2 separate regions of the Homo sapiens genome follow, and region 1 is linked to region 2. The links are chromatin loops, found by intact Hi-C in ENCODE. Cell type or tissue: IMR-90. All regions are shown on one strand. Each heading gives the region's core, and the rest is flanking DNA. Links, peaks and the distances in the headings are about the cores only.

Evidence for each region. Hi-C counts contacts between places; a loop is a spot of excess contacts. Peaks named below come from ENCODE experiments on the same cell type or tissue, not always from the same donor. Only the 100,000 strongest peaks of a DNase experiment are listed, where the experiment ranks them.
Region 1: it touches region 2 in a loop (8-fold over the local background); 2 of 110 quality-filtered maps call a loop at or near these places.

The regions. Positions count from the first base shown.
Region 1 is chr13:36,730,181-36,743,016 of GRCh38, forward strand. The region is part of intron 3 of LOC102723490 (a long non-coding RNA gene); the gene reads right to left. It also overlaps the pseudogene GAPDHP34 and the pseudogene TCEAL4P1. Among named protein-coding and RNA genes, the nearest start is that of SERTM1, 63 kb to the left of the region's middle. In IMR-90, for the core only: a CTCF peak has its summit at 6,144 (motif pointing left); a DNase peak (open chromatin) is centred at 6,141; H3K27me3 peaks cover 162 bases.
Region 2 is chr13:36,975,770-36,988,605 of GRCh38, forward strand. ALG5 (ALG5 dolichyl-phosphate beta-glucosyltransferase) reads right to left here. Exons shown (of 10, transcript NM_013338.5): 6 at 9,858-9,971. Among named protein-coding and RNA genes, the nearest start is that of ALG5, 17 kb to the right of the region's middle. In IMR-90, for the core only: a CTCF peak has its summit at 5,589 (motif pointing left); DNase peaks (open chromatin) are centred at 3,772 and 5,582; H3K27ac peaks cover 917 bases.

The DNA of each region.
Region 1 (12,836 bases), core at 2,451-10,450, 250 kb before region 2:
ATATTTACACCTTAAAAAATCAACACTAGATTCCTTCTTTATTATTCTAAAAATTAGCATATAGTTCTAGTTTTAATTCAATTGTGTTTAAAAATAGAAATCAACTTATTTTTACATGTTTTAGCTTCACTTTTCAGAATAAAATTCCAATAAAATCTTTTCTCCACTACTTCCTATGAAACTTTGGCCTATTTTCAGTGAATTCACTTTCTGGTATCATAGTTTTCTGCTATAGAAGATGTTCTGTACCTCATGGGAACATCAGTGCCATTGCTGTAAAATGTCCTCCTGAAATATTGATGTTATTTGTTGGGTATGGATCTCTTTGTGGCCCTCAAAAATTCATATGTTAAATCCCTAACTCCCAGTGTACAATATTTGGAGACAGGGCCTTTAGGGAGACAATTAAGGTTAAATGATGTCATGAGAGTGAGGCCCTGATCCTATAGGACTGGTGTCCTTACAAGAAGAGGAAGAGACACAAGGGGTGGGCACAGAGAAAAGACCATGTGAGAGCACAGCAAAAAGCACCAGCTGCAAGCCAGGAAGACCAGACTCACCAGAAACCCATCTGCCAGCACCTTGACCTTGGACTTCGAGCCTCCAAGACTGTGAGGAAATAAATTCCTATTGTTTTTTTAAGCCACCTGCCTGTGGTATTTTGTGTGGAATCCAAGCTGACTAATAGAGGGTTCAATTACATTATTTAACAAGGGGGCTGTTCTTAGCATCTATGAGTTACATTTTATTGAGGGTTTCTTGTATCCTAGACCCTACTGAATATTTAAGAAATGTGATCTCATTTCGTCCTCACAGAGCCTCAGAAAGTAACATCACTGTCTACATTTACAAGTGAGGAAACAGAGGCAACGAAAGATGACTGTCAGTCACTTGTGTAGGGTCATCTAGCTGGGAAATGGTGAACAAAGCCAAAATTCAAACCAGTCTGTCTCCCCAGCAGTGGTACTTAGCTCTGTCTGTGAATCAGAATCACTGACGAACTATATAAACAATGATGCCTGGGTCCTAGCCCCAGAGATTCTGATGCCATTGGTCTCGTATATCCCGATTTGCTAAAGCTCCCCAGCTGTATCAGTAATCTGTTGCTGCAAAATGAATTACCACAGACTTAATGGATTAAAATAATGGCAGATCTACTATCCAACAGTTTTTGTGGGCTAGGAATCTGAGCACAGCCTAATAGAGTCCTCTGCACAAGGCTGTGATTCAATTGTCAGCCAGGGCTGTGGTCTCATCAGAGATTTCGTAGTGAAACGATCTTTGTTTAAGCTCCCTCAGGGACTAAGTTCTCCATTTCCTTCATGGCCATCAGCACTCTTTACTCCTGGAAGCTGCCCACAGTTCCCTTAAGAAGGAGTCTTATACAACACAATGTAATCATAGAAGTGATTCATGTCAACTTCACCATAAAATGTAACCTAACTAAGGGAGTGACATCTCAATGCCTTTTCCATATTCCACTGGGCATGACTCATTAGGGGTCACCTTAGAGTGTATTTGTCGCACAGGTGATTTTAATGCACCATCAAGATTGAGAATCACAGCTCTAAAGCATTTTGCTCTATTTCTTTTCCACTAGAAATAGTGCAAATTTGAAATTCATAGCTTTTACATTTTTTTCTTACCACTCAATTTTAAATGGCATGGAAAATGAACAGAAAAGAAAAATGCTGTCCTCTCTAGTTATGATTACATACATGAAATTGTCACTATTCAACAATTTTTGACCTACAAAAACAGTAGTCTTATATGGTTCAATAGGATAATAATATTACTTTTCCCTGATAAACTATGTGCCTGAAAAATGCCTAGATGTGGTTACAGGTTCAGGTAGAAAAAATTAGAGGCAACTTATTCTCAACTACTGGCATAATTTTAGCAATTCCACAGCAAATCTAAAACATCTGACATTCTGTCTATAAAATATAGTCACATTTTCCAAATGGATTTCAGTAATACTGGAAAGCTTAGAAAATACAACTATTCTTTTATGAATCGCCAACACTTTTCCGTAGAAACAAAATTTAAATGATTTTCAGTTTGAGATATTTACAAAGGTAATATTATGGGTTAAGAACTGCTTTCGCAGAAATGAGAAAAAATGGCAAAAATAAGTCTCAGTGTTGTCTAAGAAGAAAACGTAAATTTAGACTGAGCATTTTCATTATGAAGTACTCAACCACATCTGCTGTGAAAATTCTCTGGGGTGGGTAGGCTCTAACTTCCTGGGGGTAAGCACTGGCTATTGCTGTCTGGGGGAAGCTGAATTCGAAGACAGTGACTCTAATTTACCTACGTGGCAATTTGCCTATTCAAAATGGTCTCCCAGAATTTCTCCCAGGAAGAATTAAAAGCAGTGAATTCACCACTCCTGGACCCAACTGAAATATCAGAATCAGTGGGTATGTTATGAGTTCAATTTCAAAGCAGAAAAGCCTTATTTTGGAAATGTGACTATTTTAGGGGCATTAAAAGAGAAATCTAAGAATGTTTTCTTTGCCTAGTGAAATGTGCAACTTCCTATAAAAATATCCCAGGCCCAGGCCTTCAGTTTTCTCACGCAAGGACACCTGGCCTTTGGAGAGGTTATGGTACTCTGGTGACAGAAGAGTCTATAACATAAAGAACCCAGTACTCTCTGGGGAGTTTTTTACTCTGAGAATACACAGCAGTTTTCTCCCACTTACAAATACTCTAAGACTGTGCCACCCAGCCTGGTAGCCACGAACCACATATGACTCTTAATCACCTGAAATGGGGCTAGTCTGAATGAAGATGCGCTAGAAAGGTAAAATACATACCAGAACATACCAGATTTCTAAGACTGTTCAAAAAAAGAAAAATATTTTATTAATAATGTCCATATCGTTAATATGTTAATATGATAATATCCTATCATTGATGATATATTAGGTTAAATAAAATATGTAACTAAAATTCATTTTACTAGTCTTTTTTTAACGTGGCCTCTAGAAAATTTAGAATTACATGTGCCATGCAGTGTATTTCTATTAGACATTGAAAACCCACTCTGTTCTTTACCAGTGAGGTCAGACTGAACCCAGCAGTCTTGCTGGCTCAGAAGGTCTGAGCTGGAACTTCAGATGTTGGATACTGAAATGAAGGGTTGCACCACAGAGCAACAGAAGGATTTATCCAGGTATCAGGCAAAGAAACAGACAAATAAATCACGAGGGCCAGGTTTCCATGAGTGTTTCAGGAGGAAAGTTGTGGTTCTGAAAGTGTGGTCTTTAGACCAGCAGCGTTGCTCATGGACTCACTGAGCATCACCATGGAACTGGTCGGACATGCCAATCCTCAGGCTTCATCCTCCACCGAGTCAGAAATTCTGGGGGTGGGAGCCAGTAGTGTGGGGTTTAACAAGCCCTCTAGGTGATTCTGATGCACCCTCAAATTTTAGAACCCCTGTTATAGCTCATTGAAAATCCCACCTGCCCTGTAGGTTGGAATTAGTTAACACTCCATTTCACAGGTGATATAGTTTGGATGTTTGTCCCCACTCAAGTCTCATGTTGAAATGTAGACCCTCATGTTGGAGGTGGGGCCTGGTGGGAAGTGTTTGGATCATGGGGGTGGATCCCTGATGAGTGGCTTAGGCCATCCCTTGGTGATAAGTGAGTTCACATGAGATCTGGTTGCTTAAAGGTGTGTGGCACCTCCCCCTACCTTTCTCTTGCTCCTGCTCTCACCATGTGACGTGCCTGCTCCCCCTTCACCTTCTGTCATGAGTACAAGCTCCCTGAGGCCTAATCAGAAGCAGATGGCAGTTCTATACTATCTGTACAGCCTGTGAACTGTGAGCCAATTAAACCTCTTTTCTTTATAAATTACCCAGTCTCGGATATTTCTTTTTTTTTTTTTTTTTTTTTCTGAGACAGAGTCTTGCTCTGTCGCCCAGGCTGGAGTGCAGTGGCGCCATCTCGGCTCACTGCAAGCTCCGCCTCCTGGGTTCACACCATTCTCCTGCCTCAGCCTCCCGAGTAGCTGGGACTACAGGTGCCCACCACCATGCCCGTCTAATTTTTTGTATTTTTAATAGAGACGGGGTTTCACCGTGTTAGCCAGGATGGTCTCTATCTCCTGACCTCGTGATCCACCTGCCTCGGCCTCCCAAAGTGCTGGGATTACAGGCGTGAGCCACCACACCCGGCCCAGGTATTTCTTTATAGCAATGCAAGAACAGCCAATACAACATGTGAGGAAACTGCGTGATAAAGAAAGAAATAAAGAAACTTGCCCTTATTACACAGCTATTAAGTGGCAAAGAAATCAAGCTTTCAACCCCAATGTTTATAATCCTAGAGTTGATACTCTTTATCAGATGTCAGCTCAATGAGAAAAACAAAAAGTCAGAGGAGAAACAAATCTAGATAAGTGGCTGTTAAACTTCATAGGGACTCTAACCAGAAAATTTGAGGACGCTCTAGTTGCCTCCCTGCAAAAATGCACTTTTATACAACACTGATACAATTTCAGGCTGCCCCTTGACCCATTGGAGGTTCTGCCTGCAGCCAATTTTATCATGCCTAATTGAGAGCTCCAGATTGGATGATGAGTCACTCTTCATAGTGAAGTAGTACTCCTTACACGAATAGGGTTTCATGTGTCTAATGCTTCCTACTAAACATATACTGAAGGAAAAAAGTTGATCTGAGATATTACAGATATTATTGTCTTAGCTGCCTTAACCAAATGCCGTAGACTGGGTGGCTTAACAACAGACACTTAGTCCTCACGGTTCTGGAGGCTGGAAGTCTGAGATCCTGGAGCCATCATGGTCAGGTTCTGGTGAAGGCTACCTGCCTGGTGGCAGATGGTACACTTCTTGCTGTGTCCTCACATGGCAGAGAGCAAGCTCTGAGGCCTCTTCCTCTTCTCATGAGGACATAATCCATCAGGAGGCCCACTTTTATGACCTCATCTAAACCTAAAGATCACCCAGAGCCCCCATCTCCAAATGCATTGGGGGTTAGAGCTTTGACATATGAATTTAGGGAGGTAAAATTCAGTCCATAGCAGATGGATGAGAACTATGTTTCTTCTGTTTGCTTAAGAAGGAACAAAATACTCATTAGTGGCTTATAACCCAACTGGCTCTAAGTGGAGGGAGGTACCAGACTGATTTTGAAATCTGCAAAGGGCAGGGTCTCCATGGGAAGGGAGGGCCACAGACATTGGTCACACTGAGCAGTAATGTCAAAGCACTGCTACAAAACAGGTAAAGGACCTTGCTAATACCGTCTGTCTTTCCTGTTTGAAGATGATACTAATAACAGTAATTTCTACCTGTGATAGCTTTGGGAGCAAATTAGGCTGAAAAAATTGACATATAATGAATGTCCCTTTGTGTTTGTAGTACAGAGGGTATTGGCAGAGCCTGAAGCTGTTTGATAAGCACAGCACAGCTCACTATTAACTTTAGCTGGAACATTTATAATTTAGTCTCAGACAATGGCGATCAAGTGCTTGGGGATGGGGATGAAGGCGAGGAGGCTAGTCTCTTTTTATCAAGCTGCAAAAAGAAAGCTAAACACTTATTCCTTCATAAAAGGAAAAAATAGGTTATCTTGAAATGTATTGGCAATTCTTTATTGTTTCTTTAATAAGTAATTCTACATTTAAGAAGATAGGAAAATATTTAAGGGTGACTACATACCCGCTGTTCATTTGGCATTTATTTAATGCCTTGAAAGAATAGGCATTCTCATATAAATGCGTTGAGTTCTGAAAGTTTGTACTTAGGCAAATAAAATTTTCCATAAAATTATAAATAATTTTATGTTATACATAATTATCTATATTCATATAAATACATTCATATATGTGTGTATATGTGGCTTTTTAAAAGTATTAAAATATATTTTAATTTTTTGCTTTTGGAATCATCCTGCAAACCTAACCATTATTTATGACATTTTTATGGGGGAAATGCAATTAATGTTAGAAACCTATATAAACCTACCCCTGGCAAAAGAGGAGACCTTCACTATCTTCTATGACTCTGTAAAGCAGAGAAGGGATTTTTGTTCTCCACCAGCTCTGGTGGAAGCAGTTTTCCTTTCCTCTGGCAGCTATTTTTGCAAGTGGAAAGGAATTCGCCCCCTGGTGGTGACCACATATTAACATGAAATATTTATAAATCGAGTTTTTATGTGTTACAAACTGCTTATGCATGCCTTCATTTGCCCACCCTGAGATTTTCTTGTAAATATTTATATGTCCCAAAGCTTTTAGGGCATCAGCTCGCATCCGAAAGAGGCTCTGCAAGTTTTCTGTGTAATTATTAGGGACATCAACTCTTTACTAACTATTGAACAAGAATAGATGACTTATTCTTGCAAGCTCCCAGGATATAATCATAAGCAAAAGTGTTTTTCTTCCAATATGAGTGCACCATCATAACTGTGCTCTAAGGTGGGTCCCAATAGTATTACTAAATTTCTAACAAACTAGTCCCTAAGTTGGAATTTCTGTAACACACACACACACACACACACACACACACACACACACGTTCTATCTATCAAATTTGATGGACAAGGTAAACTGATCTTGTCATTCCCCAGATACAATTTTCACTGCCCACAATTTTCACATTGCCTTTTTTATGGTCTTCCTTTAGCCGTGCTCTCTAGAAGAAATTCCCTTTTTCTTTCTATATTGCCTTAAATTTCATGGTCCAACATCCCCTTTCTCTAGCAACATGAAGTATTTATTCTTTCTCTTTCCTGAGATATATTGTGAACCTAGAAAATGCAAAGCTGAATAATGTGATCTCTCCTGTATTAAAAAAGGAAAAAGAACTTTTCTGCCTGAATTACCCTGCCTGGACTATATAATTAGCACCTTCTTATACATTATCTTGTCTCTAATTTTTAATTCCACACATTTCAAAACTTTATTATATAATGTCATATTAAGGTATTTCTAAATTAGAGTATATGCTCCTTCTGAGCAGAAAAATTTCTTACGCATCTTATACGGGTTGTGCATGCCTAATCTGAAGACCCAAATTCTGAAACGCTCCAAAATCTGAATGTTCTTGGGCACTGACTTGACACCACAAGCAGAAAGTTCCACACATAAGTACTTAGCACAAGCTTTGTTTTATGCACAAAATATTAAACATATCATATAAAATTACCTTCAGGCTATGCATATAAGGTGTATATGAAATGTAAATAAATTTTGTGTTTAGATTTAAGTCCGATCTCCAAGATATTACGTATATGCAAATACTCAAAATCTGAAAATACTGAAATCTGAAACACAGTCACAAGCATTTTAGATAAGGGATACTCAACTTGCACTTAATTTTTCATTCATTACTTCACTTCAGGGATTGTTTACCACATTTGTTCATTCATTTATCTAATTCACTCATTCAGTTAGCATCTATGAAACGTGAATGAGACACTGTTGATATCATTGGGTCCATGGGGCCTAAGGGCTATTTCCATAATGTGTGCTCAACAAATACCCGTGGAGTAAATAACCCACTCTCTTACCCAGTCCTGATTTTCATTATCTGTGAGCTGGAAAGCTAGTTGCTATGAAACAGAACAAAGGTAGCTGCAAAAAGATGTTTTCCGACATCCTGATATAATGACCCTGACTCTGCCTCAGTTAAATACAAATCCCTTCTGTCTAGCTGAGATCTCAGTATATGTGTCCACCAAGTGGCCTCACGGGAAAAGCAGGAACCCTGAGGAATAGAAGTGGTGATATTTGTGCCTGAAAGCGTCTGCCTTTCACTGTGAATGAAGCATGAGGCAGTGTCATCTGCCGAGAGAAAGGAAATGTCATCAGGGAGGTTGGGGCTTAAGGAAGAGGGAAGAATCCCTGGGAAGAAAGCAAGAGGCTGTTCCCTGGAGAATCGCCAAAGGATAGCTTTGAGCATTTCACTGAGATTGGAGACCAAAAGTATGTGGTGACAACGACCTGTGATTTCCTCCAACAACATTCAGTACCTGCTTCAAGGGACAGAAAAGGCCAGTTTTACATTAACCATGGTCAGAACACAGCAGGGTGATACCACTGGCAGAAATGAAGGCCCAGGCAGGAGAACAGTTTGAGAGATGCTCCCTCGTTTCTAGCCAGGGATGGAATAGAAGGAAGCGAAGCAATGAGGGGAATGGGAGCTTGGGAACCAAAGGACTCGCTGGGCATGGTGGGTAAAAGCTGGAGAACCAAAAGGCTGTGGTCACAGGTTATTTTCATATTGACCTTTGCAACTTCAGAAATGAAGTTGTTCTTGGTGAGAATGAAGTTGAGGATGGATAGCTCATGTAGAATAGAAGTAAAAGTGAAACGTTAAGGAGACCAAGTTAAAGTCTGGATGGATTCTTCACCAGAATATTAATACTATCTATAATTATGGCAGGAGTTCTGGAAGCCAGGCCTTCTGTGAATTAGATGGCAAAATCTTCAATAAATGAAGGTTGATAGGATGGGGAGAGTGGGATAGTCACACAGCCATGAAACTCAAAAACATAGAAAAATGCAGGGAATTTTGCCCCTTAGTAAAGTTTAATTGGTTTATAGTTTGGTTCATTCTGTAAAGCAGCTTATCTATTTAATAACTCAGGAAGCATAAGCATGGTTGGTAAATATATCAAAACTATGTAAATTCAGAAATAAATACTTAGAAAAAGCTTACAGTTTTATTCTGTGGTTTTCTAATGAAAGGCAATTTACCAGCCATTATGCATTTCCTATCTCATTTGAAAATAACACAGACTGACATTTTACTAATTCATTATGACTGATCAAAATCATATTTTGTTTTATCTAAGGTTTGGATAGCATTTAAGTGTTGTACTGGGATGCTTGTTTAGAAGGATTATGCCCAAGATTAATTTTTTAAATGACTGGATGTGAACATGTTCTCTTTCTGCACCACTTCTCATTCAACTTAGAATGCAAAGTACAAATCTTATTGCAACCTAACAAAATTCCTTGAGAGTTAAGAGTCTGGTTTCAAAACTGAGAAAATGTCATACAGAGTGTTTTAAACTTAAAGCAAAAGGATAGTGTGTGAATTCAAAGCGATAACGGTAAATGCTAGACATTAGCAAGTCTTTACTTCCTCGTCAAATACATGAGGAAGTGTAATCTATAGAACCTCATTATCTCTAGTTTGTGAGAAAGGCCATGGAGGAAACTACCACCTCCATCATTTATACCCCTTTAAATTCTCAAAAGTATCTCTTGACTTACCTACATAATAATTAGGTTGCTATTGAGACATGTTTGTTCTCAACCAGGCGATGACCAGGGAGGATCAAGGCCGACAGCTATATTCCCAAGGTATAAAGCGCAGGAGGGATGCAGCAAAGAAAGCCCCTTGAATTTAAGTCAGGGCATTTCGGTTGGGGGTGGGCAGCTTTGGGGAGTAATGGGACCAGGAAGAAGGAAGGGTTGTAGGACAGAAGGGTTGGATGGTGACCTGGTTCTGGCTGGTGCTCTCAGGGTTTCCACAGGCCTATCCTAAAGTCAAGGATAGGCCCTTGACCATACCAGTCTTCCCAGGTGATAACATTATACTCCCATGCTTCAGCCACAAGCCCAACCCCACTCCTGCCCTTCTAGGCAAGTTTCCTTCTCATCCATTACATGCCAGGGATGTCACTCTCATGAATAATTTCACAGAATATATTAGTTGTGTCCTATGTATACTAAATGTAAAATGTCTCTTAGGCCTCAACCCCTTTCTATAAATTGGGACAATAACTCCCCACTGCACTTTCTGCTACTCTCCACTGGACAGACAGTTGCAGCTTTTTGTGCAGTGCCAGCCGCATTCATGTAACACCATTGTAAAGGTTGAAGTCAATAGATTTGGCAGTATTAGGTGTCTGGTTACAGGGCTCCTTTCAACACTGGCAAAATGAACATTATTGCCACCAATGATCCCTTCATTGTTTTCAACTACATGGTCCTCATGTTCCAAGTTGATTCCACTATGTCAAGTTCAATGGAATCTTTAAGGATAGGAATGGGACGCTCATCATCAGTGGGAAGCCCATTTCTATCTTCCAGGAAACAGGTCCCACCAACCTCCAATGGGGTGATGTTGGTATGGGGGCCCCTGGTGTCATCACTATCTTCAAGAAGATTGGGGTTCACTTAAAGGTGAAGTCACAAAAGTCCTCATCGCTGCTTCTTCTGCTGATTCCCCCATGTGTGCAAGGAGAGTGAACCATGAGAAACATAAGCATTCCCTCAAGACTATCAGCAACAACACCTGAACCACCAACTGTGCAGCCCTCCTCCCCAAGAACATCCATGGAACTCTCCCAGCAGGGAGGACCTCACTGTTATAAACAATGCCATCAGTGCCACTCACAGACTGTGGATGGTCCTTCTGGCAAACCATGGTGCAGTGGTCATCGTGCTGCCCAGAGCAGCATCCTCACCATCACTGGCACGGCCAAGACTGTCATGAATCTGACTTGCCACCTTGAGAACATTGCCAAGTACAATGACATCAAGAATGTGGTGAAGCAGGTGATGGGGGCTTCCGAAGAGCCTCCTGAGCAACATTGAAGACTAGATTGTCTCCCATGACTCTAATAGTGTAACGCTGTGGATGCAGGGCCTGGCTTCACCCTCAATGACCACTTTGTTAAGCTTTTTAGTATGAATTTGATTATAGTAATCAGGTCTCCCGAGGAGTAAGATAGCCTTGTTTCAAGGCTATTGAAACAAGTCCAATAGCCTTGAGGTACAAAGAGAGAGAGATTCCATCACTGGGAAGTCTTTGCCTTGCCTCCACCCCCCAATACACTGAGAAACTCCCATCCTCAACACAGTTTCCACTCCAAGCCCCTGAAAAACCCTACCTTGTCGTGTACCATCAGGACCATTAATACCATACTCTACACTCAGATGAGGGAAATCTACATGAGCTCCCCACTGAGAATCACTTCTGAGCTCTCTAGTATGGCCTATCCCTTCCTAGTTAATCTCAGGTCTTCTGTCCTCACCACTAACCACTTATCCAACCCAGCACCATATATATCAGCCATACTGGGCTATTTGCTGTATTTTATCAACTCTGCGTTGGTGACTACTGTTGCCCTTGTTCTAATGTTCTTTCTCTCATACTGGCAAGCCTGATAAATGATAGATAATCTTGAAAATGGGGTAGTGGAGAAAGGCCTTGATAATAAGAAGTTAGTAGCATGTAATTACCCACGGATAAGTAAATCACTGATGATTGTTGGTTGTGAAATAGCTAAACACATGATGCTACCTGAGAGACATGACCCAAATGTCACTTTTTCTCCAGTGTTTTCTCGGCCCTATTTCTCCACCTCCCCCAAAAATATCTTCCTGCCAAAATTAATTATTTCTTCCTCTACTTTCGTGAGAAAACCAAGGCCATCATTTATGAGTTCTTTCATTTTCCATTCTCATTTCTTTTTTTAATGGTTCTTCAAATTGTGTTTCTTAATTTTACAATGCACCATTTCTTCCATGCAATGGACGAAAATCTGATACTGAACCACAGAGCATTGCAGTTGTGCCCAACCATAGAGCATTGCAGTTGTGCCCAAAGGCTGTGGTAACAGAAGGGTGACTTAAAGCAAAGTATTGGCAGAAGGTTAAGCACAGGGCCTGGTAAATGCCTGTCAGGGGCAGATGCGTAAGAAGTGTCCTCAATTCCCCTTTGTAGGACCTCACAGCCATGCTGAGTTCTCTTGGGTTTTTCAGGTGGAAGGGGTTCTATAAACTTCTTTACACCGACATAAGGCCTACCCCCAATATTTGTCTGATTTTTTTCACCTCATCCTCCACCCTAGCCATCTCATCAAATTCTCTGATCATCTTCCCATTGCTCAAATGCATATCATGTATGGCCTTCTTATATTCCTTGAGGCATGAGCCAGCCCCCGGTTGGCTTTCTTTTGGCTTTCCTGGGTACAATGTCCTCAGTGGGGGGCTTCCCTGCAGCCTTTGTTTCCCCCTCTGACTCTCCTCCTTTTGGCTTTCCTTTGCTCTCTGGCTTCTCCTTATTCTTTAGCATTTTCCTCATCTTCCGCCTTTCTCTTGTTTTCTATCTTTCCATCATTTTCTAATTTTTCCTGGTTTTCCAGGGTACAAGCTGCTTCCAGGTTTCCTTCCTCCTGTGCTTGTTCTTCATTTTCCCTTTCCTTGGTTCACAGGCTTTCCTTCATTGTCATGGTAGAGTTTTTCCATGTTGAGGCTTCCTCTCTCTTTCCTTATCTGTGGGGATTGGGGACAGGTTCTGCCTTTCTGTCTAGCCTACCCATGTGTGGGAACAATAGATATATGGACCAGAAAGCACCTGGAGCCACCATTAGTGATATGGTTTGGATTTGTGTCCCCATCCAAATCTCACATCCAAATGTATTCCCCAACGTTGAAGGAGGGACCTAGTGGGAGGTGATTGGATCATGGGGGCAGATTCCCCCTTGTTGTTTTTGTGATAGTGAGTTCTCACAACACCTGTTTGTTTTAAAAAGTATGTAGCACCTCCCCCTTCACTCTCTTCCTTTTGACCCAGCAATGTAAGACACGCCCCCTTCCTCTTCACCTTACACCATGATTGTAAGTTTCCTAAGGCCTCCCCAGCCATGCTTCCCACACAGCCTATAGAACCATGAGCCAATTGAACTTCTTTTCTTTATAAATTACCCAGTCGCAGGCAGTCCTTTACAGCAATGCAAGAATGGACTGATACAATTAGGAACCCAAGGACCAGAGTAGATTGAGGCCGACCTGGGGGAGGAAGGGTAGAAGACACCTGGATTCACATTCTCATTTCT
Region 2 (12,836 bases), core at 2,399-10,398:
AAGTACTTTGGGAGGCCGAAGTGGGCACATCACTTGAGACCAGGCGTTTGAGACCAACCTTGGCAACATAGCGAAACCCCATCTCTATTAAAAATACAAAAATTGGCCAGGCATGGTAGCGTGCCCCTGTAGTCCCAGCTACTCGGGAGGCCAAGGCAGGAACCACTGCACTCCAGCCTGGGCAACAGAGCAGTAACTTGTCTCAAAAAAAAAAAAACAAAACAAAACATGTTACTTACATTCCCATTAACTGGTATGATATTGACTATTAAATCAAATTCTTGTCAGTTCTGGTTATTCTATCTTTATTATTAATAAAAAAATAAAACGTTTGGGGGATGTTTTAGCTATCCATATTTTCTTTAAAGAATTTTCTAGGCTGGGCACGGTAGCTTATGCCTGTAATCCTAGCACTTTGGGAGGCTGAGGTGGGCAGATCACCTGAGGTCAGGAGTTCAAGACCCGTCTGGCCAACATGGTGAAACCATTTCTACTAAAAATACAAAAACTAGCCAGGAGTGGTGGTGCATGCCTGTAATCCCAGCTACTCAGGAGGCTGAGGCAGGAAACTGCTTGAATCTGGGAGGTGGAGGTTGCAGTGAGACAAGATTGCGCCATTGCACTCCATCTTCAGTGACAGAGCAAGACTCTGTCTCAAAAAAAAAAAAAAAAAAAAAAAAAGAAAAGAATTTTCTTAGCTGGGCACGGTGGTTCATGGCTATAATCCCAGCACTTTGGGAGGCCAAGGCAGGCAGATCTCCTGAGGTCAGGAGTTCAAGACTAGCCTGGCCAACATGGCAAAACCTCATTTCTACTAAAAATACATAAATTAGCCGGCTGTGGTTGCAAGCGCCTGTAGTCCCAGCTACTTGGGAGGCTGAGGCAGGAGAATCGCTTGAACCTGGGAGGCAGAGGTTGCGGTGAGCCGAGATCGCACCACTGCACTCCAGCCTGGGCAACAGACCGAGACTCTGTCTCAGGAAAAAAAAAAATTGTGTTATATACTTTGCCTACTATTTAGTAGTAAAATAATTTATTCCCTTGTTTTTCTGGTAGAGGTACTTTGTGCAGAAAGGGAGAGAATGATTTTCTTAGAGAGGAAGCATGTTAAAAGTTCAAATAGCATATGGCAAATCAGTTTTAACTTTAAACTTGAAAAGAGCAACAACACTATTGAGTAATACATAAAAAAGAACATACTTCTCCATTTCAAAGATTCATGAGTAGAGTTAAAATACCATGTAATTTAACTAAAAACAAATCAAAATCCAAAAAACTTTCTTTTACAAATCTCGTTTTTATCTCAGCATAAGTCCCCAAGAGCTTTTAAGAGTTTTGTGTATCTGAAGAATTCTGATGTAAGAGCTGAATCCCTGATACCAATCTCACTATCAGGTAGAATTAATCTAAACATTTTTTCAAAAAGTTAGCTGTTCTTCAGAAATGAAAGATATCTTTGTTTTAAAAACTGCCCATGTTAGAAAATGTCTGTAGACATGGAGTCTCTTTCTTTTAAACCTCTTTTGGAGTATAACTGAATTTCCCATGGTTTTTTAAAATGAGTATTTAAGTTACTATGACAGTTGGCTTTTAATAAGTGAGGCAGGTGTGGTGGCATGTGCCTGTAGTCCTAGCCACTAGGGAGGCTGAGGTAAGAGGATTGTGGCTGAGTCATGATGGCACCATTGCACCCCAGCCTGGGCAACAGAAGGAGATCCCAACTCATTTAAAAAAACAAAAAAATAGGTGCAGTGGCTCATGCCTATACTCCCAGCACTTTGGGAGGCTGAGGCAGGGGAATCGCTTGAGGCCATGAGTTCAAGACCAGCCTGGCCAACATGGTGAAACCCCGTCTCTACTAAAAATACAAAAATCAGCCAGGCATGGTGGCACACACCTGTATTCCCAGCTACTTGGGAGGCTAAGGCATGAGAATTGCTTGAACTCGGGAAGTGTAGGTTGCAGTGAGCTGAGATCATGCTACTGCACTCTAGCCTGGGCGACAGAGTGAGACTGTCTCCAAAAAAAAAAAAAAAAAAAAAAAACAAAAACGGTGGTAAGAAGTAAAGTATATATTATCTTCTAGCAAGAAATGCTAAATCAATCAAAATCTTTCTCAGTATTTTTTTTTTTTTTTAATGGAATCTCACTCTGTTGCCCAGGCTGGAGTACAGTGGCAAGATCTCGGCTCATTGCAACAACCACTTCCTGGGTTCAAGCGATTCTCTTGCCTCAGCCTCCCGAGTAGCTGCGATTACAGGCACGTGGCACCATGCCCGGCTAATTTTTTGTATTTTTAGTAGAGACGGGGTTTCACCATGTTAGCCAGGATGGTCTCCATCTCCTGACCTCATGATCCACCCGCCTCGGCCTCCCAAAGTGCTGGGATTATAGGCATGAGTCACTGCGCCCCACCTTTGTTTTTTTTTTTTTTTTGAGACGGAATCTCACTCCGTCACCCAGGCTGGAGTGCAGTGGCACAATCTCAGCTCACTGCAACCTCCGCCTTCTGGCTTCAAGAGATTCTCCTATCTCAGCTCCCAAGTAGCTGGGATTATGGGCACGTGCCACCACACCCAGCTAATTTTTATATTTTCAGTAGAGATGGGGTTCTGCCACGTTGGCCAGGCTGGTCTCAAACTCCTGACCTCGGGTGATCCGCATGCCTCAGTCTCCTGAAATGCTGGGATTACAGGCGTGAGCCACTGTGCCCGGTCCTCAGTACTTTTTAAGTTAAATATTTTCACACAATTTACTGGAGAAAAGGAATAGATAGAGATATAGCTAATTTATATTAACAATCATAAACAGTAACAGAATTGGATCTGATGAAAAAATATCAAGCACAAAGATGAATGTTAGCCGGGCGTGGTGGCTCACGCCTGTAATCCCAGCATTTTGGGAGGCCCAGGTGAGAGGATCACTTGAGGTCAGGAGTTCAAGACCAGCCCTGGCCACCATGGTGAGACCCCACCTCTACTAAAAATACAAAAAAAGTTAGCCGGGCCTGGTGGTGGATGCCTGTAATCCCAGCTGTTTGGGAGGCTGAGGCAGGAGAATCACTTGAACCCAGGAGGCAGAGGCTGCAGTGAGCTGAGATTGTGCCACTGCACTCCAGCCTGGGTGACAGAGTGAGATTTGGTCTCAATTAAAAAAAAAAAAAGGAAAAAAAAAGAAAAAAAGATGAATGTTAATAATTACAGGTACTGGTTGAGTGCTGAACACATGCTAAACACCTGACATACATTTCCTTATTTATTTATTAATTATGGAGTCTTGCTCTGTAGCTCAGGCTGGAGTGCAGTGGCACGATCTTGGCTCGCTGCAACCTCCACCTCTTGGGCTCAAGTTATTCTCCTGCTTCGGCCTCCTGAGTAGCTGGGACTACAGGTGTGTGCCACCATGCATGGCTAAGTTTTTGTATTTTTAGTAGAGATGGGGTTTTACCATGTTGGCCAGGCTGGTCTCAAACGCCTGTCCTCAGGTTCCCAAAGTGCTGGTATTACAGGGATGAGCCACTGTGCCCGGCCACATTTCCTCATTTTAATCACTACCTCAGAGTTATGGTGTCTAAAACAAATGACTTTGGAGGTTGAGTTCTCTTTTGGAAGCCTGCTTTTCTACCCATATATTGAGAGGGTGAAACAAACATACCAGCTTCTTAGACTTGCTCACATGGTCCACAAAAAAAGGGAGAAGGACTAACTGTCACATTCTTTTAAGGAACCAAACCATGCACGCAGATATGAATCATTGGTATACAAAACTAGAACTGGCCAAGGATTACTATATTAGAGATAGAAGAGCATTCAGGGTCATTAGTAAGCAACCCAGCACTCCAGACTGAGTTGTGCGTGTAGTTAAGATCTGCTTCCTATGGTTCTTCTTAATGTAATTTTTCTCCGTATCTTTTTCATATCCATTAATTCTAGTCATCTGTGGGCTTAAAAAACTAAAAACTCAGCTTGTTAGAGCTATGTCTAAATCAGAATTTAAGGGCCAGGCGTGGTGACTCAGCCTGTAATCCCAGCACTTTGGGGGCCAAGGAGGGCTGACTGCTTGAGGTCAGGAGTTCAAGACCAGCCTCGGCAACATGGTGAAACCTCATCTGCTAAAAATACCAAACAATTAACCAGGCATGGTGGTTTGCACATGCACTCTCAGCTACTCGGGAGGTTGACACATGAGATTTGCTTGAACCCTGGAAGCAGAGGTTGCAGTGAGCCAAGATCGCATCACTGCACTCCAGGCTGGGTGACAGAATGAGACCTTGTCTCAAAAAATAATAATAAAAAATAAATAAAATAATTTAAAACCTAAGTCACAGCCTGAGAAATGACTCTATGATCATGAAATACACACTTTTTAGCATTTATTTTGCCTGTTAGGGATTTTTGATTCTATTTAGAAAAGTTAAGCAACTGAACAAGTGATCATCATATACTTTGGGATTATTTTTTGAAAAAATTTTTTATTATTTTTTGAGACAGAGTCTCTCTCTGTTGACCAAGGTGGAGTGCAGTGGCGCAGTCCCGACTCACTGCAACCTCTGCCTCCCAGGTTCTAGTGATTCTCATGCCTCAGCTTCCCGAGTAGCTGGGCTTACAGGTGTGCGCTACGACACCTGGCTAATTTTTAGTAGAGACGGGATTTCGCTATGTTGGCCAGGCTGGTCTCATACTCCTGGCCTCAAACGATCCTCCCACCATGGCCTCTCAAAGCGCTGGGATTACAGATGTGAGCCACTGTGCCTGGCCAGCATATACTTTGCTTAGAAAAATTACTAAAAAACAAGCATATTTTTAAAAAGAGGTAGACTAACTACCAGTTAGGAAACTGAAAATCTGAGAGGAAAGCTTTGCATATTAAAAAACAAAGATGTGGGAAAAGAAAATACAAGTAAAATATAAATGAAAGTTTTGGCTGAGCGTGGTGGCCCATGCTCCTAATCCCCACAATTTGGGAGGCCGAGGCAGGCAGATCACTTGAGGCCAGGAGTTTGAGACCAGCCTGGCCAACACAGTGAAACCCCATCTCTACCAAAAAACACAAAAAATAGCCTGGCGTGGTGGTGCGTGCCTGTAATTCCAGCTACTCGGGAGGCTGAGGCACGAGAATCGCTTAAGCCCAAGAGGCAGAGGTTGCAGTGAGCTGAGATTGAGCCACTGCACTCCAACCCAGGTGACACAGGGAGACCCTGTCTCAAAAATAAAATAAAATAAAATAAAATTTTTAGTATGAAAATGTAAATGCCCTATTTTATTTGTATGTATTATACAAAGCTCTACTTAAATTATATACATGTAGTTTAAAACCTTACAGGAGCACTTATTATCAGAAAAGAAATTGTAGGCAACTTTTGTAAGATGACTTTGTATAAGAATCATCAGAACCAGAACATGTAACCTGGTTACTCTAAGAGGAAATACAAGCAAGTAGTAATAAATTTCTTTTTGTAGTCATTAAAAAAAAATCAGCTAAGAAAGAAGACATTAGAAACCACTGTAAAACGTACTAAAGAAATGACTTAAATGGTCAAAGCAATATTGTAAAAGATATTTAAGCTAATGACTGCCATCTAGTGAGACAGTCACGTAATTATAGGACTTGACTACAAAACCCACGTTCCTGTTTCATTATTTTCTGAACTATTTCAGTCGCTATTTTTATTAGGGCTTAGGGAAATACATGCAAGGCATGCTTATCAAATTTGTGGCTTAAATGAATTGAGAAAACAGCTATTGCCCTAAGATAGAACAAGAACCTACACTTTTAGACACAGAAATCTAACAAGTTGAAGTTGAGATAACTAGCCACAATTCCATTCCTGAAAACAAAGCAAAAGAACACAGAAAGAAATCCACACCAGTATAGAGATGGAGAGACAAAGTTCAAAGGCAATGAACAGGAAAAAGAGTTGGCAATACCTGTACGAAGTAACAATGTAATGTGGAAACCAAATCCACACGAACAGACACATCTTCAGTGGAAAATTATAAGAAAAAAATATGCTATGTTTAAAAACTGTAAGAACTGGGCCAGGCGCAGTGGTTCATGCCTGTAATCCCAGCACTTTTGGGAGGCCGTGGCTGGTGGATCACGAAGTCAGGAGATAGAGACCATCCTGGCTAACACGGTGAAACCCTGTCTCTACTAAAAATACAAAAAAAAATTAGCCGGGCATGGTGGCAGGCGCCTGTAGTCCCAGCTACTGGGGAGGCTGAGGCAGGAGAATGGTGTGAACCCGGGAGGCGGAGCTTGCAGTAAGCTGAGATTGCGCCACTGCACTCCAGCCTGGATGACAAAGCGAGACTCTGTCTCAAAAACAAACAAACAAACAAACAACAACAACAAAAACCGTAAGAACTGACAGCCTAAAACAGAGAATACACATGGAAAACAGCTTTGACTCTCTGAAGGGCTGTCACAAAGAAGTGGAGTAGATAATTTTGTGTAGCTACAGAAGACAGAAACAATGGAAGGGGGTGATTAAAAGGAGACATATTTGCATTTGGTGTCTAGAGGAACTTCACAGCTGAGCTGAGACAGAATGAGCTGCTTAAGCATCACTAGAGCTATGCAGTAGAGGCTGAAAGATCACTAGGTAGTTGTAAAAACTTTCCAATATTGGATAAATGATTAAATTAGATTTAAGAGTCAGCAAACTATAGCCTGTAGCCCAAATCTGATCTGCTGCTTATTTGTGTAAATAAAGGATGTATTTTATCTATGTCTACTTTCATGCTACAATAGAGCGTTGAGCAGCTGCCACAGAGGCTGACTGGCTTTAAAGCTGAAATATTTACTATATGGTCCTTTACAGAAAAAGTTCTCTAACACCTGAATTACATAAGTAAGAAGATTTCTTCTAATTTCTCTATGCATGTCAACTTCAGAATGTAAGTTTTCTGAGAGCAATGACTGGCTGTTTATAAGCTTTGTCAGAACCATATTTTTCACTGGGTGGATCCAAAAACTATGAATTTTGTAACTTTAACCACCTATCATTTATTTGCCTCCTTTCCACCTCCTGCAAAGAGTATTACATGATGCATATTAATAAAACTTACTAAATTTAATTCAAATTAATTCAATTGAGCTGGGACACTTAAATAATTAGGGATACTTTAAGGTGCTGTAAAACCAAGGCTACGAATTAATAGCTTAATGATAATCACATGCTTTAATTCTTTAAAACTTAACATTTCTAGTAACAGTGTAGTAAATGGGATTATGATAAGGAAAAAATATGGCATCAGAACTCCTTTTCTTTACAGAGTAGTATAAAGGAACTAGATTTATAAGAATAAAGTTCAGATTTTTGTTTTATTGTTTGGTTCACTCCCTAACATCAGCAAAATCATTTAAATTATCTTTGCCCTACTGCTGAATGACAAAATCAGCTGCTAAAAATCTGATGCCTTATGCCCTCCCTCCCACTGAGTGACTCCCTCTAGAAAGATAATGCAAGGGAAATATTTATCAAGTTTCTCTTGGGGTCCTCTGGAGAAAATCAGGAAATCACACCAAGTAACTTTATGAATGAGATTTTCCTTTTAGCCTATCATGATTTACTAAGATGTTGGACATGAAATACTTTTTTAGTAAGAGTGAACTACAACATATCCAACAATAAATTCATATCATGTTATAAGCCAGAGAACTTTTTGTGATGATGGAAATGCTATACAACAAGCGGGGCATGGTGGCTCACTTCTGTAGTCCCAGCTATTCAGGAAGCTGAGGCAGGAGGATGGAGTTTGAGTCCAGCCTGGGCAACACAGTAAGACCTTATCTCCTTTAAAAAAAAAAAAGGTAGCTTTTAGCAACAAGTAATTTAAATGTGGCCAATGAAACTGAGGAACTAAATTTTCATTTTATTTAAATTTAAATAGACACATGCAGCTAGTGCTACTTGTCTGAAGAGCAATGGTATGAATATCTTTACAGCTAATTCTCTTAAGAATTATATTAGTTGATTCACTTAGAATCTTAAAAAAACAAAAAACACCTAGAAAAAAACAAAAAAAACAGCTAGAAATACAAGGGATGGGGATGGATGATGGTGGGGGAGAAATATACTTCACAAAGTGTGGAATTAAATAAATATTTATTTCTAGAAGGATATGCAGTGAGTTTTTCTGTAATTATTATTAAATTTGGGGGGGCCTTATATGTTTACCTTTTTGTGTTGTTTGGTTTGGTTTTTGCTATAACAGGATCTTAATAAATATGTAATAATATTCAGTTCTAAACTAGGTCTATTTCATTCATAGATAGTTTTACATATTCATCTTATTTTGGTCTCAATTTGTTTCCTTAGTTCTGTAATTTTTTTTTTTTTTTTGAGACAGGCTCTTGCTTTGTCACTGAGGCTGGAGTGCGGTGGGGCAATCACAGCTCACTATAACCTCAAACTGCTGGGCTCAAATGATCCTCCTGCCTCAGCCTCCTAAGTAGCTGGGACTAGACGCATACACCACCACACCCTGTTAATTTTTCTCTTATTTTTACAGAGATGGGGTCTTGTTATGTTGCCCAGGCTGGGCTCAAACTCCTGGCCTCAAGTGATCTTCCTGCCCTGGCCTCCCACAGTGCTGGAATTACAGGCATGTAAACCTGGCCTGTAATTTTTCTTTTAATACCATTTTGTTGTTTTGTCATCTTACCTTTGAAGACCTGTGTTGCTAAATTCTTATTTTCATTGTTTTATTTCTTTAGCCAGAATACTTGCATGTAATTTTGTCCTTTTCCTTGGATTACACTGTCTTAAATCTTTTGTATGCAACTTTAATTCTTTTTTGTGTAATTATATGTTGGTGTGATTGCCATTTCTTTCTTTTATTTTGTCATGATTAACATGGGCAGCTCTCCTACAGTAAATGAACATTCTCCTTGATGTACCTGTATCTCTTCCCCCTCTAAACTAGAATTTCAAGGCCTGAGTATTATATCTGGACTTGAGGGTAGACGGTGGGAAGGCAGGGAGGAGGGACCCTCCCCTGGAGCTCTACGTGGCTTTGTTGGTTACTTGGGTTCCCTGGTCTTGTGAGATTTTGTCGAGTGTCTTGAACAAGGTACACTCCATCCAGGAAAGGATCTAGTCACATGGATCTGTGTCCCCAATTCAGCTTACAGTCCTGAAAAATGGCAGACCTCAGCAAGTTTTCTTGCTTCTGCTGAAATTCTGACGTATTGTGTGGTGGTAGGTATATTGTTTGACATATTGTGTGATGGTAGGTATATTGTTTGATGTTGTCCAAGGGTGCTTTTTCATTCTCTTATTCATTTTTTCCAGATTGGGAAGTATTTGGCAAACGCTCAGGATCCTGAGCGTTTGCCAAATTCATCTTATTTCTCTAAATGGCTTTTAAAAGGTAGGAATGGTACTAGGATTTTATTTCTTTCCTCAACCTCCACTTTTTGAAGTTATGGTGTGAAGTTTCAAATAATCCTTTTTGAGTGATTGCTGCTTGTGATTTTGTTTGTTTCATCAAAAACTGGATTCTGTGATCCAGCTTCATTTCACATCTTTACCTGGAATTCAGGCTATACTTTTAAATAAAAGTCTTAATTGAATATGCACAATAAATATTAAAACTTGGGTAGAAGCAATCAGAAACCAAGAGAGAGAAATGGTCACAATATTAAATAAGTAATTGTCAAGTGAATCTCATAAAATCAGACAATATTTGTAACAAAATGATCAGTTCCTCTATGGGGCTGTACCATTTGTATAAGGATTTCATACCAAAAACACTCAGTTTTTAAACTGATAGGTAAACTCTCCTTTAACTTTACTTTAGCTCTCCTGCATTCTTGACTGAATGTTATTTAAACTACATTCTTATACTCACAGGCCAAGGCTGTAGATCATTTAGCCCCTTTTCTAATTTCTCAACATCTGGAAACTTTGTGGCTCCATCAGCATCTGCCATAAGGATCTTTTCTCCTCGAGAACTGAATATACCCTGTATTTTAAAATTTCAAGTCAAAGAAAATTGGTTAAAACTCAGGTTAAATTCAATGACACTTCAGTCTGTTCTACTTAAAATACCTAAGAGTGAAAGATGAGGTATGAGATGGCTGAAGGAGGCCAGAGTTCACTGAAAACAAATTACCTGTATATTAAGATCTTCTCAAATGAACCTATTGCCTATCTTCATTATTTTAAAAACTTTGTGAAGTCATACTACAAATATCTTGGAAAATACCAAGATAATAAAATAGGTTTGGACAAATTAAAGATATTCTGCATCACAAAGAATAAAAAACGGACAGTACGTATCATACATATTATATGTTTATCGTGTCATGATGCTTAAAATGAATTACGGGCTACTTAGAACCACATATAAAGAACATGTTTATAGACAGATTAAACATTCTAATATATAGATATGCTGTGAAATGCACAGGTCTTTAGTATCATTTATTATAGGATCTAAAGTTTACTAAATTAATTAAAGAAATAAAAAGTGTCAATAAACTTTAAGAATTATGCATAAATCCAAATGTTATGTTATGCCATTTGCGGTATTTGAAACAGCAAAATTATGCCATTCAATTCTGAATTGGCTGGTCTTTTGTGCAAATTATGGCTCCATGAGTGCATATTTCATACAGAAATAAACTGCACATCAACTTTTAATTTCTCTGATGTATTTGAGTGAATTCCTTATTTCTTACGTGCAAATATATTTATGGTTTGATATAGTAAAATTGCTTTGATAACACAACATAGTGTGACTATAGGTAAGACATATACAAATGTAGAGAGAAATCAGATCATTTATTCTATGGTATAATAAGCTAACTAGTTAGTATCTGTGATGTCTTTTTAATCACACCCATTAGAACAAATGCAAAAGGCTAGGTGAGATGACTCACACCTACTACAATCCTAGCACTTTGGGAAGCTGAGGTGGAAGGATTGCTTGAGCTCAGGAGTTTGAGACCAGTCTGGGCAATACAGTGAGACTCCATCTCTACAAAAAAATTTAAAAAATTAGCCTGATATAGTGGCACATGCCTGTAGTCCCAGCTACTTGGGAGGCTGAGGTGGTAAAAAAACTGGAGCTATTAGTCTGAAATGGGGCAAAAAACCAGTAAGTGACTAATTTCAATGATGCGTGATCAAACTTGTTTAAGCCTACTTTCCTGTTCTACCGTCTATGGCCTTCACTTTGCTGCAGCTCCTTGAAAAGGCAGTCTACCATAGCAACTCCCATTTGTGTTTCCTCAGTCATATTTTATACCCATTATTTCTCATGTGCCTCACTGCCTTAAGATTTCCTGATTCTCCTTTTCTCTGTAACCTCCTCTTTGCCAGTTTAATGGCTTCAGGTTCAACTATCATCTGACATATGTGGATGACTCACTCACATCCTCTCTCCTAGGCTATTCTGGATACCACTGCATGTTGTTTCAAACTTAACATGGCTCAAACTCAACATAACTGCCTCTTATACCAGCTCCTCCTCCAGTGTTTCATTCCTTCTATTAATGGCATCGTCATCCTCCCTGTTACCCAAGGCCAGTGGTACTCATTTGACATAGTTTGGATCTGTGTCCCCTCCAAATTTCATATTGCAATGTGATCCCCAATGTTGGAGGTGGGGCCCAGTGGGAGGTGTTTGGGTCATGGGGGTGGATCCCTCATGAACAGCTTGGTGCTGTCCTTGCAATAGTGAGCAAGTTTTCATGAGATCTGGTTGTCTAAAAGTGTGTGGCACCACCGTGCCCGCTAACTTGCTCCTGTTCTCGTCATACGATGCTCCTGCTTCCACTTCGCTTTCTATCATGAGTGGAAGCTTCCTGAGGCCTTCACTAGAGGCAAATGCTGGCACCATGCTCCGTGTACAGCATGCAGAACCGTCAATCAATCACATCTCTTTTCTTTATATGTTATCCAGTCTCAGGTATTTCTTTATAGCAATGTAAGAATGGCTTAGCATGTCATTCTTCTCTCTGATCCCAGACCCAATGCTATGTCATTTTAATAGCTCTCACATTTATCCCCTCATTTTCTTCTCTTCTGTCACTATCATAATCCAAATAAATATTCATCATACCTTGCCCAATATTGCTACACTTGATGCTGGCTGATTAAAGTGTCACTCTGTCAATGGTAAAAAATGTAAAAGCCCCTCGTCTACAGTTTGTGACCTTAACTCACCCACCGCTCCAGCCTTATCTCCAGTCAAGACGTGGGTACCATGAGTGGGTCCTTTATTGTGGCATGTTCTTTCACATTGCTGTGCCTTTGTTCATGTTCCCCGTCTAGGCTCCCTGCCCTCCCAACTTGGAGGTGGTTAAGTCCTAATCCTCCTTAAAGACCCCGCCGAGAATTTGCCTCCTCTGGGACATCTGTGCTGCTGCCCTCAAAAGATGGTGGCACCAACTTTTTGCATGTACTTCTATTATAGCATTTACAACACTGTATGGCAATGGTCTGTCTCCCTACTAAACTGTGATGTCCTTAAGGACAGAATAGGTGTCTTTCATCTCAGTGTCTCTAATGAAAATACAACATTGGCTGAATAAAGAAACAAATGGATAGATTTAAAGCCCATCATGACACTGCATCAATCCTACTTTCTTTCTGTTTCATATATCCTGTGACCCAGCCAAAGTGAATCACTGTTTCTAGTACATATCCAAAGAGTTCCTACTTCTGTCTTTTCTGGCTTTACTAAATGGCGTGCTGTTTTCTCAAGTCTTTTCTCTATAGAGTTATCAGAGAGGTTAAAAGCATGGCTTTCAGAGTGAAACTAACTGCATCCAAATCTTGACTCTACCTCTTATCATCTGATAACACTGGGTAATTTACTTTA